2 separate regions of the Homo sapiens genome follow, and region 2 is linked to region 1. Evidence: chromatin loops called from intact Hi-C (ENCODE). Cell type or tissue: IMR-90. All regions are shown on one strand. Region 1 overlaps COL19A1 (collagen type XIX alpha 1 chain). Region 2 overlaps ADGRB3 (adhesion G protein-coupled receptor B3).

Region 1 (2,500 bases):
GATGAAATTCTCCATCTCTAATGACCAAAGTGATATCCAGTGGATTCAGACAAGACTGAAATTAAATGGGCTACAATCAAACCTTTGTCAATTTTGTTTTCTTTCAGCAAACAAGCCTATTCCCCGTCCACTCAAAGACTAAAGATAATGGGCTAAAAACAATATTACCTTCAGAATAATTTATTTGAATCAGTAGGAACAGTAATTTCATCACATAAAAAAATCAAACCGCTGCAGATACACACACACACACACACACACACACACACACACACACACACTTACAAAACGGAGATGTAACTGGTTATTTCATGGCTACGTGTATCTCTCCACTTGCCCCCCAACCCTTCTTTTCCATTCTTATAAGGCCCTATATGATGAAGCCATTCAGCTCCCAAATCTTTTCTGGCACTATTCTTTTCTTAGCTCCTTTATGTTTATTGAATACATCAAGCTTTTCCCCACCTGAAGCTCTTTGCAAGTCCTGATATTTCTGTTTGGAAAGTTCTTGCTCTGGCCCTTACATGGCCAGCTCCTTCTCAAGGAATGTCTTCTGCTCAGAGACACCTCCCTGGACCACCTCAATTAGATGGTAATGAGAAGAACATCTCCTCCTTCCAAATCATTATCACATTACCCAGTTTATTCCCCCCATAGCACCTCACTCTAAACCGAAATTGTTTTGTCTATTTATTTAACTGCTTATTAACCATTGGTGTACTGCCTCACCACAGACAGTAAGTTATAAAGAAAGGTAGAGACCTTATCTGTAGTTTGTTGTTGCTTTGTGTTTTTAACCACTGTATATTCAATGTTTGTAATAGTGATTAACACATAGTAGATAGGCCATAAGTATTTGTTTAGTAAATAAATTAAATTTTACACCCTAAATTTACTCTTTTAATTGTGCAAACTGATGTATAATTGTAACTTTCAGGACTGTGCAATGATTCATGCTTTAAAGGTAGAAGAAGTTCTACACTGAAGTTAAAATTAAAATAGAAACATGAATGTACATGTTTCAAATCAGACTTGTTTTAGAAAAGAAGCATATGTTTTGTTGGAGTAAGCTCCCAAAAATTAATGCTGCAGAGTTTTATTGGTATTGTACAATAGAAGGGCATTTTAGAGATCCATGAAGTAGGTATGGATTTTTACCTCAAAAGAGCATCAAGTTGACATTGAAAATGACTGCTGATGAAATAGCACTTATATTTAAATTTCAAGGTAAGCATAAATGTAACAAAATCCTGAAAATAATTTTTTAAAAATCATATGGATTTATAAGCTTCAAACATCGAAAAATTTCCATTCCTCTGACATCCTTCAAAGAGCTATTGTCATTCTTTGACTAGAGCTTTTCCTATGGAAACAGTAGATGGAGCTGTTGCCCCATGTTACAAAATTTTTTGAATTTCTGTTTTCAACTGAAATTGCTATGCACACAAATGTGACAAATGGAGCCCACTGCTCAATTCTCATACTGCAATAATGAAACAATGCATAAAAACAATACCAGAAGAAAAAAAGAAAGAAAATAAAAAGTCTTGCCTGTAGCAGAAGAAATAATAACACAATTTTAAATTAGTGTGGTTTTTAATAAACGCTTTTTCCAGTAATGATGAATGAGAAGTAAAGTTAATGTCAAATGGATGGGCTAATACCTACTTCCTTTAATGGCTCATTAGTTAAATTCTCCTACTTTCTCTCCTGCTCCGCCTCATTTCCAGCTGCTTTCCTCTCTTTTCTAAAGGAACTGAAAACCAGAATACTTTGAAATAAACAAAGGCATTCCAAGTCTTGAGACTTTCCAAGTCTCATTATCATAACATAAGTCTATTACTTTCCACTGCTTATGCTACTCAGATAACTGGAAGGTTTTTAAAAAAGACAAGCTTTTATTGGAGTGTGAGGAAGGACAGTTGAGACTTAGAGAACATCACAACTAATAAAATGCAACAGCTCAGATGGTAAAGGAACAAGCCCCACAAGCAAGGAAGAGGCTGTAAATCTCGGGAGAAAAAACATCACTGACTCTTTAGACCTGGTTGTTATTGTTACCTAATTGGGAATAACTTTTGGATCTCTTCATGACGTATCTAGAATAAGTGTGACATATGCAAAGTGATCTTTTATTTCAGCAATTCATTGATAGACATTCAAATTTCTGTTAACTAGATTTTTGGAGAACTGTAAAGAGAGAAAAGAAGTGTTGGTTTAATTACTGATTGAAGACAATCTCTTCTCTCTACAGTGTGAATGGGTGTTCAGAATAATAACAGTGGAACTAAGATACATTTAGATAGAGCTTTACATTTAGAAGAAAGTTCTTTCATATCAATGACATTGGGCTCTTGTAGCCACTGTGGGAAAAAGTAGGTGGGGTAGGTGCTATTATTTCAAATTTACAGAAAAGAAAATGGAGACAAGGAAACATTAAGAAAATTGTTCCAGGACAAGCTAGTGAGGAGAAGGACTAAGTTCCTCACCGCCATCCTAT
Region 2 (2,500 bases), 1.2 Mb after region 1:
ACCTCTTTCTTTTGTAAATTGCCCAGTCTCAGGTATGTTTTTATCAGTAGTGTGAAAATGGACATACATGCCATTTTGAGGGATTCAGGCAAATAGAAAAATGTGACAAAAACTGAAATGGTCACAGAGTACCCATACTTTTGGATACTGTCTTCATGGAACTACATGACTTTTACAACACAAATTAACAGATTATCCATTTCTCTATAGGGAAAGGATGTTTATAGATACTGATCAAGTTTTCTTAATGTAAATAGCACAAACACAAATGTCTAAAACACAAAGCATGTTGTATACTTTGGATCCTGTCTAAAATATAAATTATTTAAATGATAACTAGGTATTAATTTTTTTTTTTACAATTTTGCCATCAGTAAAAATCACTGCAAATACTTTCCTTAGCAAAACTATTTAATATTTTATAGGGCCAAAATGAACAAATACACATTAGTCTTTAGGATCAGCTATATATAAACATGGTTTTAAATAAGTTATTTGAAATTTTATGTCTTTCTTATAATAATGAAGTAAACACAAAATAAAATCCTCTGAACTGAAATCAGGATAAAAATATTGGAACATTTTTCAATAAAAAGAAAAAGAAGTATTTTAAAAAGTTATCCTAAAAGATTTATTTAACTATATTAAAATCCAAATAGAGAAAAATAAAAGAAAGTAATTTTAAGTTTAATATAATGAAAAAGTTAATCATACAGCAACAGGAATTATAGTTGTAGAAAAGCTGACATGAGTCTCTGTAAAAGTTAAGCACTCATATTCCATTAAACATAATAGATTCTAGCCTTGATTATATATCTTAATGAAGTTATTCATATATGGCCTGATCTTGATTAGGTACTTGGCTAGTGAAGCAAAATTGGTTGACCTCATTTTTTAAAAAAAGAAAACAAGATAGGAGTGATAGATCAGACTAATCGGTCAGTTATTCAGCAAAATGTATCTTTTGTGATGATTATTCTAGTTAGCAACTAAGATGGACTATTAAAAAAAGTCCTTGATATAAATTGGTTTTATATTGTACTTGCCCTTTCATCTCTCACTATACATAAATGTAAAGTATTTTTAAACCAATAAATTGCAAGAAGAAAGATAATGTCTTTGTTTTCAATACTTTAGAAAAGATTTTCAGATATGTCTAATTAGCCCAGATCCATTAAAATTGGAGATGTGCTGAGAACAAAGGTCCTTTAGGAATATCCATTTGGAAGAACCCCTGCCTTCAATGAAAGTATAACTGTGAACAAATGGCCATGCAAATGATGGACTTTTTATAAACCTAAAGTAGCCTTATGTGAATATGAAAATACTTCTTAATGTTACAAATTATGAGATAGTGCAGTGCTTGATAAGCGATTGTTCTGAGTCTAAATAAAAAAAAAATCCTAAATTCTTTATTTTGAACATATACACTATTCATCTTGTTTTTCTAAATGGTGGCAAGTATCTATAACTGTTCTCAAATGCTGCCACCTAAAGGTTAAAGTTGGGTATAGACTAATAATGTCTAGAAACAAAAAAAAAGTACGTAGATTATTTATAAAGAATCCAATCATATAATTTTACCCATTAATTTACACATAAATTTATCTTGCTGAATATTTTCTGAAGGGAACTATAAAGGCTACCCATTAAGTAATTAATGAATATTTTATCAAGGACTTAAAAGAAAAAAGTCAAGAGATATGTGGATCAAAATAATACTAATACTAGTAATAAAACTTAAAAAGATGATTTATAAGATGTGTTTCAAAATAAAATGTTTGAAGTATTTATTTGCTGATTAAACATTTAAAATTAACATATAGCCACTTGAGCCCTAGTTTTTTCAATGCATTATGGGTGTGTACAAAATATTTATAATTTTGAAAAAAATCAGTAAGAGCCATACCTGTAAACTAGTTAAAACCATCAATAAAAAGAAAACATGGCCATATGCTAAAAATACATAACAGTTTGTAAATATTTTGCAGAAGATAAATACCCAGTTCTAATCAAGTTGACTAGGATGTAACCAGAGAAAGACAATACATAAATGTAACTGTTTACTTAATGAATTGAAATGTTGCTTTTGGTACATCCATAAAAAGAAAGTATTTAGCACTGTTTATTCATCATTGACCATAAAGACTAACAATATATGGAAAACAAAATATTTTGGTCAAAAAAGCCATTCTAGGAATAGACTAGAGCTGATTTCCTATAAGAAAAGTAAACTATCCATCCATTCACACAATCTAGCAATCCTTTTTGCTGCGACTATATATTTAGCAAAATCTTCTAGTAATAATTTCAAGTCCCAGGCACTTTCTATGAAAGCGTGGACTAGTGTCACCTTTCAGAAATCAACAAAATACTGCTTTCACTTCTGTGCTTTGGTCTTATGAGTTTAGTTTAAATGAGTCTATTAATCACAGCCTGATCATCTCTTTGTTGACTAATACGCTTCAGTTTCAATACTTAGAAAGAAGGCTCCATCTAT

Evidence for each region. Peaks named below come from ENCODE experiments on the same cell type or tissue, not always from the same donor. Only the 100,000 strongest peaks of a DNase experiment are listed, where the experiment ranks them.
Region 2: it touches region 1 in a loop (13-fold over the local background); 17 of 110 quality-filtered maps call a loop at or near these places.

What each region holds. Positions count from the first base shown.
Region 1 is chr6:70,107,323-70,109,822 of GRCh38, reverse strand. All of the region lies in intron 16 of COL19A1 (collagen type XIX alpha 1 chain), which reads right to left. Among named protein-coding and RNA genes, the nearest start is that of COL9A1, 190 kb to the left of the region's middle. In IMR-90, a CTCF peak has its summit at 1,381 (motif pointing right); no DNase peak of the experiment used is centred here.
Region 2 is chr6:68,876,283-68,878,782 of GRCh38, reverse strand. The region is part of intron 3 of ADGRB3 (adhesion G protein-coupled receptor B3); the gene reads right to left. Among named protein-coding and RNA genes, the nearest start is that of ADGRB3, 240 kb to the right of the region's middle. In IMR-90, a CTCF peak has its summit at 1,488 (motif pointing left); no DNase peak of the experiment used is centred here.